Linked DNA regions of Homo sapiens: all the other regions are linked to region 2. Evidence: chromatin contacts called from ENCODE Hi-C or POLR2A ChIA-PET data. All regions are on one chromosome and are shown on one strand. The core of a region is the stretch at or near the end of the contact, and the rest is flanking DNA. Distances in the headings are between cores, read along the strand shown.

The links. A loop is a pair of places that touch in the nucleus more often than their neighbours do. ChIA-PET counts read pairs that join two places held with the same protein, here RNA polymerase II (POLR2A). Pooled maps may share reads with other maps.
Region 1: a loop to region 2 is called in a pooled map, with 4 times the contacts of the local background. The contact joins the promoter of ZNF764 here to the promoter of PAGR1 in region 2. A Hi-C loop is called at or near these places in 6 of 50 pooled maps. POLR2A ChIA-PET finds 5 or more read pairs at or near these places in 3 of 52 experiments (CD8-positive, alpha-beta T cell, PC-9 and WTC11).
Region 3: a map of gastrocnemius medialis shows a loop between it and region 2 (3-fold over the local background). The contact joins the promoter of ZNF768 here to the promoter of PAGR1 in region 2. A Hi-C loop is called at or near these places in 1 of 168 maps with a recorded cell type or tissue (gastrocnemius medialis), 1 of 37 single-sample maps with no recorded cell type and 14 of 50 pooled maps.

The regions. Positions count from the first base shown.
Region 1 is chr16:30,556,969-30,560,733 of GRCh38, reverse strand. It overlaps ZNF764 (zinc finger protein 764), which reads left to right and starts at 2,360. Exons shown (of 3, transcript NM_001172679.2): 1 at 2,360-2,747; 2 at 2,888-3,001. The coding sequence starts at 2,552. RefSeq lists enhancers at 2,231-2,370, 2,911-3,472.
Region 2 is chr16:29,814,899-29,818,378 of GRCh38, reverse strand. PAGR1 (PAXIP1 associated glutamate rich protein 1) reads right to left here and starts at 2,227. Exons shown (of 3, transcript NM_024516.4): 1 at 1,372-2,227; 2 at 1,087-1,169. The coding sequence starts at 1,853. It overlaps PRRT2 (proline rich transmembrane protein 2), which reads right to left. Exons shown (of 4, transcript NM_145239.3): 4 at 2,498-3,480. All of the region lies in intron 2 of MVP-DT (MVP divergent transcript), which reads left to right. RefSeq lists a silencer at 1,916-2,085 and enhancers at 2,276-2,525, 2,776-2,995, 2,888-3,480.
Region 3 is chr16:30,525,052-30,528,461 of GRCh38, reverse strand. ZNF768 (zinc finger protein 768) reads left to right here and starts at 1,896. Exons shown (of 2, transcript NM_024671.4): 1 at 1,896-2,136; 2 at 2,411-3,410. The coding sequence starts at 2,049. RefSeq lists enhancers at 511-810, 2,391-2,450 and silencers at 881-1,710, 1,801-2,120, 2,141-2,190.

The sequences.
Region 1 (3,765 bases), core at 1,111-3,610, 740 kb before region 2:
CACCATGTTGGCCAGGATGGTCTCGATCTCTTGACCTCGTGATCCGGCCACCTCAGCCTCCCAAAGTGCTGGGATTACAGGCATGAGCCACCGGGCCGGCCCTCTTCTTCTTTTTTTTTTAAACGAAGTCTCTCTCCCGCCCAGGCTGGAGTGTAGTGGCTCAATCTTGGCTCACTGCCACCTCTGCCTCCCAGGTTCAAGTGAGTCTCCTGCCTCAGCCTCCTGAGTAGCTGGGATTACAGGAACCCACCACCACCCCCAGCTACCTTTTTTTTTTTAATTTTTAGTAAGGACGGGGTTTCCTGACCTCAAGTGATCTGCCCACCTCGGCCTCCCAAAGTGCTGGGATTACAGGCATGAGCCACCGCGTCTGCCCACTGAAATTTTATTGTTCTTTGTCTAAAAAATATAAAAGCACCTGGCTTTGGGCACTTTTTCTGACTTCCCTCTCTTGTGAAGATCCCCATGTACATGTAAAACTAATACAATTGGTATAATTTTCTCGTTTGTCCACTGTCAATTCATTTGTTCTTATTTTACTTTAGTTTATTTTTATTTTTATTTTTTGAAGATAGGGTTTCACTAACTTGCCCAGGCTGATCTCATACTCTTGGGCTCAAGGGATCCTCCTGCCTTTGCCTCCCAGTAGTTAGCATTACAGGCGATTCTCAATCTGGGCCTACATTCAACTAAAGAGCCCACCAAGAGCTAAAAGGCAGTTGGAGGCAACTCTGACTCCCATACACAGTAAGGGAGGAGACCATCCCTCATATTGTCTTACGCCCAATTTCTGCCTCCAAAGAAAGAAGAAGTAAAAACTCAAAGGCAGAAATGGAATCCACAGGCAGACAGCCTGGCGCCACACCCTGGGCCTGGTAAAGATCGACCTCTGACCTAATCAGTTTTGTTATTTATAGATTACAGACATTGTATAGAAAAGCACTGTGAAAATCCCTGTCCTGTCCTGTCCTGTTCTAATTACCAGTGCCTGCAGCACCCAGTCACATATCCCCTGCTTGTTCAATGGATCACGACCCTCTCACGGGGACCCCCTTAGAGTTGTGAGCCCTTAAAAGGGACAGGGATTGCTCACTCGGGGAGTCGGTTTTTGAGATGTGAGTCTTGCCGATGCTCCCAGCCGAATAAAACCCTTCCTTCAACTCGGTGTCTGAGGGGTTTTGTCTGTGGCTTGTCCTGCTACAACAGGACATGTATGAAGTCACGTGGAGCACAGAATAGACCATCAGAAAGTGAGAGAGAGGTCTGGGGGAGAGTTGGTGACATTTACTAGATAAAGACCCTAGGGGAAGCAGATTGGGGCAAGAAAGGGATGAGTTGGATTTGAGTAGAGGAGCCTTGGGCCATCTGTCCAGGGGCAGGATGTGAGGGGAGGTGAGAGCCCGGCTGCAGCTACAGGGAGACTGGCAATTGGGAGGCGTCCTGAGCAGCACATGGGAGAAGCTCCTAGAAGAGAGGACCCTCTGACTTTCTCAACCTTACCCTACTCTCCCCACTGCCTCCGCCATCTAGAAACTTCCAGAATTTCAGGCCCCAACAAGCCTACGATGGAGGAGGTTCTCCTGTATCCACTCCTTTTTCTTTCTTTCTTTCTTTTTTATTTTTGAGACAGAGTTTCGCTCTGTCGCCCAGGCTGGAGTGCGGTGAGGCAATCTCGGCTCACTGCAAACTCCGCCTCGCGCGTTCAAGCGATACTCCTGCCTCAGCCTCCCCAGTAGCTGGGATTACAGGTGCACGCCACCACACCTGGCTGTTTTTTTGTGTGTTTTTAGTGGAGACGGGGTTTCACCATGTTGGTGAGGCTGGTCTCGAACTTCTGACCTCAGTTGTTCCGCTGGCCTCGGCCTCCCAAACTGCTGATTACAAGCGTGAGCCACTGCGCCACGCCCACTCCATTGGTTTTTTTACACTCAACATTGGGAAGAGACTGCTGTTGCCCTGTTTCTGAGATAACAAGGACAAAACGAGAGAGTGATGAGCTGGAGCCCGATTATAAAACGGTCCACAAACGAAAACTAATGCCTGAGTTCAGTAAGGCCGGGAGGCCAGCTCACTCCCGCGAGGCGCTCTTTTGTTCGTGCAAACCGGGGCGGAGCTCTCTGCTGCACCGCCTCGCCGGGCCGGGGCGGAGCTCTCTGCTGCACCGCCTCGCCGGGCCGGGGACTAAACATGCGCGGCTAGTTTTCAAGGCCGGCCTCTGTATTAGTCACCGCGGCCATTTTGGATGAGGGTACGGAGAGAACGCGGACTGGAGATACCGGGGGCGTTGTCTTGGGCACGACTGCGTAGGGGCAAAGGTCGAGTACCCGCGCCGCCGCCATTTTTTATGAGGGCATATTCCATTTCTGATTATACACCCGCTGCCATCGGCACCGTTAGTTTCCACGCCCTCTAGTGCGCCCTCGGGGGCCCTAGTAACCTCCCTCCTTCCCTTGGGCCCGGGCCGGGGAGGCTTTCTCGGGCGCAGGAGGTTCCGCAGGCCCAGGCCAGGCCAGGGGAGGCAGCCGATCCGTCGTCGGGGTTGACAGTTACCATGGCGCCGCCTCTGGCCCCGCTCCCTCCCCGGGACCCAAACGGGGCCGGACCCGAGTGGAGGGAGCCGGGGGCTGTGAGCTTCGCGGACGTGGCCGTGTACTTCTGCCGGGAGGAGTGGGGCTGCTTGCGGCCAGCGCAGAGGGCCCTGTACCGGGACGTGATGCGGGAGACCTACGGCCACCTGAGCGCTCTCGGTGAGAGCCCCACCTGCTCGCCTGAGCCCTGCGCCCCCACAGGCCCTGCCGCGCCTCTGGGAGCTGCGCGTGAAGTTGGGGGCCCCGGGGCCGGGCAGGTGGCCTCCCCGCAGCGTGGGGTTTGCGTTCTTCTTCCCTAGGAATCGGAGGCAACAAGCCAGCTCTCATCTCCTGGGTGGAGGAGGAGGCCGAACTGTGGGGTCCGGCTGCCCAGGATCCGGAGGTGGCGAAATGTCAGACACAAACGGACCCAGGTGGAGTATCGGGTGCTCAGTCCCATGGGGACTTCTCTGTTCCTGTCCCATCCCGGTACCCTCTGCCACCTCCAGCTACCTGCTTAGCAGTTTCCTCTCTGAACTGCCTTCTCAACTGCGACGACGAGGCTGAGCCCCTGCGTGGCTCCCAGATGCAGCCTAGAAAGGAGCTGTGATGGGGGCTCTGGCCCTGCCATACCCGCCTCTGAGTCCTCACCTCTGCGTGGTCACTACACTCTGGGGGCTTTTTTTGGTGTTTTTGTTTTAGAGACAGGGTCTCGCTTTGTTGTCTAGGCTGAGTGCAGTGGCGGCATCATAGCTCACTGTAGCCTGGAACTCCCGGGCTTAAGCAGTCCTTCCACCTGGGCCTCCAGAGTAGCTAAGACTGTACAGGTGCTCGCCACGAAGCCTGGGTAATTTTTTTTTTTAGACAGAGTTTTACTCCGTTGCCCAGGCTGGAGTGCAGTGGTGCCATCTCAGTTCACTGCAACCTCCCACTCCCAGGTTCAAGTAATTCTCCTGTATCAACCTCCCAAGTAGCTGGGATTACAGGCGCCCGCCACCAAGCCTGCTTAATTTTTTTTTTTTTTTTTGAGACAGAGTCTTCCTCTGTCGCGCAGGCTGGAGTGCAGTGGCGCCATCTCGGCTCAGTGCAAGCTCCGCCTCCCTGGTTGACGCCATTCTCCCGCCTCAGCCTCCCCAGTAGCTGGGACTACAGGCGCCCGCCACCACGCCCGGCTAATTTTGTTTTTGTGTTTTTAGTA
Region 2 (3,480 bases), core at 978-3,477:
GTGAATGTTCAGGTAAAAGAGAGAGAAATCAAGAATGGCTCTAGGCTGGGTGCAGTGACTCATGCCTGTAATCTCAGCACTTTGAGAACCGAGGCGGATGGATCACTTGAGCTCAAGAGTTCGAGACCAACCAGTCTGGGCAACACAGCAAGACTCTGTCTCTCCACCCCTCAAAAAAAAGAAAAAAGGAAAGGCATGACTCTGAGGGTAAATTCTAGGAAGGCATGTGGGGTGGGAAATGGGGCCAGCGGTGTGATTAAAGAATGTACATGGTAGTAGAGGGATGCAGATCTAGATAATATTGAAAGGCCAGGACTTGGACTTCTGGGAATGGGAAACATGATAGAATTATCTGTAATTTTCCAGAATCAATGACTAGTTGTTTTTTTAAAAAAAGAATTATCTGTAATTGTGTTTTTTGAGACGGAGTCTCACTCTCTCGCCCAGGCTGGAGTGCAGTGGTGTGATCTCAGGTCACTGCAACCTCCACCTCCCAGGCTCAAGCGATTCTCCTGCCTCAGCCTCCTGAGTAGCTGGGACTACAGGTGCCCGCCACTATGCCCGGCTAATTTTTTGTATTATAATTGTCTCTTAAAGGAAGACAAGGGGCCAGGCGCATTGGCTCATGCCTGCAATCCTAGCACTTTGGGAGGCTGAGGTGGGCGGATCACAAGGTCAGGAATTCAAGACCAGCCTGGCCAACATGGTGAAAGCCTGTCTCTACTAAAAATACAAAAATTGGCCCAGAGTGGTGGCATGCGTCTGTAATCCCAGCTACTTGGGAGGCTGAGGCAGGAGAATTGCTTGAACCCAGGAGGCGGAGGTTGCAGTGAGTTGAGATCGTGCCATTGCACTCCAGCCTGGGGGACAAGGGCAAGACTCCATCTCAAAAAAAAAAAAAAAAAAAAAAGGAAGACAAGGTAGTAATCTAAGTCATAAAGATGGTGCTACTGGGTGAATACTCTCTCCTGCAGCTGTAAGTTGTGTGGGAGCTGAGGCAGCAAGCAAAGGCCTCTAGGGGAGCCGATCTTGGGTAACTGAGCCGAGGCCCTTCACCTCCCCCAACTGTTTCCTCTTCGTTTGTACCTGGGGTGCGTCTCCGGTCAATCAGGGAGTCCTTTGGTGTCACTGGCTCATCATCAAAATCAAATTCCGTGGGCATGTGTGGTCTGGGACAGGTGAACATAGTTAAGGGTGAGGGCGGTCCTCCCTCCCACCCACACGTGTGCTTCTCCCCTGCCCGTTCCTCCTCCCCCGCTGGCTTCCCTCCCTCCACTTTCAAAGGTTCCAGCGTCCCACATTTTCCCCTCCCTATTTCCTCCCGCCATCAGGGGAGCAGCCCCGGGACAAGGTGTAAGGGTGTGCCTTTACTTTTCCTCTTCCTCTTCTTTGGCCTCCGGCTCCTCATCGGATCTCTCCTCTTCGCTCTGGGCCTCCGGCGTGGGAGGCCGGCGGGGCAGGATCTCGGCTTGCAGCTCCAGAGTACCGTGGGCAGCCAGCAGTTCATAGAGCCGCTGGATTTCGGAGGGCGGGGGCATCCAGGGCTGCCCATCCGCAGGCAGCTCCACCTCCTCGTCGCTGCAGGGCACGCACCAGTCCTCGGAGTCCTCCTCGGCAGGCTCTTCTCCCCCAGCGCTGGGGACTTCTCCCTGCGCCTCCTCGCCCCCGGACCCCTCACGCTCGGTCTCCTCTCGGCCTCCTTCCCCCTCGTCCTCGGCCTTACCGGCCGAGGCAGAGGGGCCTCCGGTATCCTCCACGGCCAGAGCCTGGAGGCCGGAGGTCACTTCCCCTTCTTCAGACAGAGGCGCCGCCGTACTGGCCGCAGTGTCTCCATGGCCCCGAGCAAGGGACATAGGCCACTAGGGCAGGGACCCTGCGACGACAGATACTGGAGTCCGAAGCCAGGGTCCCCCAGGGATCGGGCTCCCCTGGGGGTTCGGGACCGTTTCCAGCCAATCACGCTCCCGCAGGGGACTCCGCGGCCAGACCGCCCGTCCCCGGGAGGGGGCGCTCAGTCCCCACCAAGGACCCCGCCCCGGAGATCGAGGTTCGGTACTCCGAGGCTCCCGGGCCCCGCAGAAACCACTTTCCGAAAGAGGGAAAGGGGGAGGAGAGGGACGGGCCACTCTTCTCGCTTCCACGACGCCCCTCTCCACACCCGGACACGGCGCCTTCTCCCCAGACCTTTCAGTTGTGGGCCACGTCAAGTCAGATGCCGTACGCACCTGGAGCTAAGACCCGCCTCCCAGGCTGCGCAGGGTCACGCTACGCAGGCGCACAGAAATGGCGCGGGAGGCTCCGCTCTAGGCAAGGCTACTTGGAAGAGGAAAGCGAGGGAAGGCTTGCACATGCGCGAGTAAGCGCACAGGCTTCAGCCCACAGTAAAGATGGCCACCGGGAAGTCGCATGCGTATACCACCCAGTAAGGTTCTGCCAGAAAGGCAGCACCGCCGGGCCGGCGGGACGAACGCAGGAACCAACCGAGATTGGAGGCGAGTCTCATGCAGTCTCCGTTTATTGGTGTTTCAGACTCATGCAGCATCCGGCATACAAAAAGGGAGAAATCAGTTTGATAATAGCCTTTTTTTTTTTTTTTTAAGAATTTTAGTTTTTTTCTTCCCCCAGACTTTTTTTTTTTTTTTTTTTTTTTTTTTAAGGAAAAAAACCCCCGCCAAATCCGAACCGCGTTGTAGCTCGGTCCCCGCCTCCTCAGCGGGCTGTCGCGTGCAACAAACCTCCCCCATCATCTTAGAAAATAATTATAGAGCGCGGCGCCCCGCCCTCGCTCCTGCCAGTGGGCGCTTTGGTCCTATTTTTTGGATTATTTCATTACGAAGCACGTGAATGAATCTAGCCCCCACACCTTCAAGAAAGAAACTCGCGGACTGGGGTTGAAAAGCCCAGGTGGGCGGGTCAACTCCAGCTGACCTGGAAGGGTCAGCGCCGCGTCCCTCCCTTCTCCCCTGCGTGCGTTCGGAACCAGTACTCGCCACCCTCACCCGAGTCCCCATACGAGGCCCGGCTTGCCAACTCTGCGACCTGCCAGGCACCCTTGGGTGTCCGACCCTGGGTGGTCCCAGCAGAGAACAGTCCGAGCCTGGGGTTGGGGAGCCCTCTCCCAACACTGCTCCCTGCCCCCAAGCCTCGTCTAAGTGCTGTCAATTTTGCAGAGTAAACGGTGACGGGAGGTTGGAGAAGAGGATGCTTAAGGGAGATGAGGAGGCAGGAAGAGGAAGGGGGCGGGACGTGGAGAGGAAAGGGGAGATGATAAAGAAGGGAAGGAAGAGAGGACTGAGGGTTGAGAGATGCCAAGACAATGAAAGTTGGGAGGAGGCGGCCAGGGTGGAGGTCCAGAGAATTTGGGGGGCTGGAAGAAGTGCAGGGAGGCCAGGAGAGATGCAGGGAGGCTGAGAGCGCAGAGTTGGGGAGGTGTTCAGGGAGGTTTCCAGAGTGCAGGGAGGTTTCCAGAAGTGCAGGGAT
Region 3 (3,410 bases), core at 647-3,146, 710 kb before region 2:
CTGCCTCAGCCTCCCAAGTAGCTGGGATTACAGGTGCCCACCACCGTGCCTGGCTAATTTTTGTATTTTTTTAGTAGAGACGGGGTTTCACCATCTTGGCCAGGCTGGTCTTGAACTCCTGACCTCGTGATCCACCTGCCTTGGCCTCCCAAAAGTGCTGGGATTACAGACATGAGCCAGTGCGCCCCACCTGTAAGCCTTTATTTAGATAGTTTCTCTCCACTTTTTACCACTTGGCATTCTTCAAGTTCTTGTTCTCACCTCTTTTCAGGAAGGAGAGGCCATCCTTCCTCCCAAACATTCTCTTCCCTTCATTTGTCTGGGTAGGCGACAAGAAAACACGATCCATGGCTCCTGCTCACACAGGGGCATCGGGCTCGTTAACTGTCAAGAACGCTGCCAAACTTGTTTCAGCACGAAGCGTAGAAAAAAAAGACAAGAACTGGATGATATTAAGTTGTCTGTCCAGGCTCACTTCCTCAATTCAAAGCTGCGCCCGAGGCAGTGTTTCTCAGGTTCCCTTCCTCTGCAAGACTCCATTCGAGTCAGACAAGACTGGAGAGTTGTTAGATGCCTCGAAGGCCAGATGGTTCTCTCAGTCCAATTCTCCTTTGTATCACCCTCACCTGGAAGGAATCCTGCCTCCCTGTGAGGAAATCTAACAACAGGGACTAAGGCTGCCAGGGATTGAGTTAAACTCAGGCGCTGGGGAAGGTGGAGGGGAGAGGCAAGGGGTGTGAGGCTGACGAGGAGGAAGGGTGTCTGTCCTCAGATCTTCTGGCTTTCATAAAACATAATGGAGGCTAAGTGGGGGCGGGAAAAGTTTTGATGGCACAGGCCGGGCTGGAGGGGAGATGCCTGGCACCTCCCTCCCACTACCTCCTGAAGGCGCTTCTGGCCGACAGGGGAGGCGGACCCGACCACAGCACTCCCGGCCAATCAGGAAGGCGCCTGGCGTTCCCTGGCGACCATTAACGCCCAGCCGTCCGCGGGGTTGGAGGAGGCGGGGCGGCTAGAGCACGAGCCCCATCGGCCAACCGCCGGGCTTCCTGGGGCGGAGAAGCTGTGCCTCTGGGAGCCGGGGCGGGGCTGTCTCCTTGGCAACTATCCTAGCCCTCGAGGAGGGAGGAGGGAGGAGGAGGATCAGGGGAGCCGAGCTGGGTGGGGGCCGGAGGAACGGGAGCGGGCGCGCGCAGGTGCCGGGGAGCGGAGTTCCTGGAGGGGGTCCCAGGCTCAAGGACCTCGGCGAGGCCAAGGGGAGTCCGTCCCGGTTCCCGAGGCGCTGCCGGAGCTGACCCGGAGGCCCGGGAGGGGAGGGAGCGAGACACCGCCCCCGCTGGCGCCGGGAAGCGTCGCTCCTTCTCGCTGACCTTGGTCTCGCTTGTCGCCTCGCCCTTGGCCACACGCACCGACGACGCGGGGCCCGGGAGATGGACAGACGGGCCTCTGGAGGGACGGAGACCTAGAACATAGGCACACACACTGCCCCGGTAGCCCCGCGGGCTCCGGGGCGTCCGGTCCTCACCCACCCCGTGGCCGGGCCCCTCCAGCCCAGGGTTAATGCCAACGAGTTTCCACCTCCAGCGGCTCCTAGAGAGGCCGCGGCGCGAGCCGGCGGGGGGACCTGGCCGCGGACGGACACTTCCTGTGCGGGGGAGGGTGGGGGGGTGCTGGGCGGCCGTTGGACAGTGCAGCCCAGCCCGGGGCCGGGGTCCAGAAGGTGGGGGCTCGGGCGGGAGCGGGGGCCGGGGGCCGCCGGGGTAGTCGCGAAGCCCCTCATCCCCGAGGCCGCGACGCGCGGGGGCCAGTGAGGGCCACGGGGAGGCCGAGACCTTGGGAGGGGGCGGGGCCGCGGGCAGGGGAGGGGCCCGGCGCGCTGGAGAGGCGCGGGGTCAAGACGTCCGGCCTCGGGGGCCCGGGCTGGGCCGCCGAGTCCCCTGGGCGGCGCTGAGCGGGCGGGAGGCGGGGGCCCGCGGCTCGGGGCAACCGAGGCCGGGTCGCGGGATCGGCCGCCATCGCCGCCGCCGCTGCACTGGGAGCCCGCGGGGATGGAGCGGGAGGCGTTGCCGTGGGGCCTCGAGCCCCAGGATGTGCAGAGTTCTGACGAAATGAGGAGCCCCGAAGGGTACCTCAGAGGTGAGGAGGGAGCGCCCGTCCGAGGAGTGGACTTGCGCGCAGGAGAAGGGGCTGTGGCTCCAGGGAGGGAGCGAGGGCCCGGGGCTGGGACACCTGGGACTCGAAGGAGGGGCCGGCGGGGACTGGGGTGTCTTGGGTCAGCTGAGGGGGGCGTGGGAATTTCAGCACTTGTCTAGGGGCCAGCGACCCTGCATGTGAGGTGGGAGGTGTGTGGTTGCTAATGGACCAAATGACCTTCCAGGTCTCACACGATCTGGATTCTCTCATCCTGCAGGCAACATGAGTGAGAATGAGGAAGAGGAAATTTCTCAGCAAGAAGGCAGTGGGGACTATGAAGTCGAAGAGATACCATTTGGGCTTGAACCCCAGAGCCCTGGGTTTGAGCCACAAAGCCCAGAGTTTGAACCCCAAAGCCCCAGATTTGAGCCTGAAAGCCCGGGGTTTGAGTCCCGAAGCCCTGGGCTTGTGCCCCCAAGCCCTGAGTTTGCACCCAGAAGCCCTGAATCAGATTCTCAGAGCCCTGAGTTTGAATCCCAGAGCCCTAGGTATGAACCCCAAAGCCCTGGCTATGAACCTCGGAGCCCCGGGTATGAACCCCGGAGCCCTGGCTATGAATCTGAGAGCTCTAGATATGAATCCCAGAACACTGAGCTCAAAACCCAAAGCCCAGAATTTGAAGCTCAAAGTTCCAAATTCCAGGAAGGTGCGGAGATGCTTCTGAACCCCGAGGAAAAGAGTCCTTTGAATATCTCCGTAGGAGTTCACCCCCTGGACTCCTTCACTCAGGGGTTTGGGGAGCAGCCCACAGGGGACCTGCCCATAGGGCCACCTTTTGAGATGCCCACAGGGGCCCTGCTGTCTACACCGCAGTTTGAGATGCTTCAGAATCCCCTGGGTCTCACAGGAGCCCTTCGAGGTCCAGGTCGGCGGGGTGGCCGGGCCAGGGGTGGGCAGGGCCCTCGGCCTAACATCTGTGGCATCTGCGGGAAGAGCTTCGGGCGGGGCTCCACCCTGATCCAGCACCAGCGCATCCACACCGGTGAGAAGCCCTACAAATGTGAGGTCTGCAGCAAGGCCTTCTCCCAGAGCTCTGACCTCATCAAACACCAGCGCACCCACACTGGCGAGCGGCCCTACAAATGTCCCCGTTGCGGCAAGGCCTTCGCCGACAGCTCTTACCTGCTTCGCCACCAGCGCACTCACTCTGGCCAGAAGCCCTACAAGTGCCCACATTGTGGCAAGGCCTTCGGCGACAGCTCCTACCTCCTGCGACA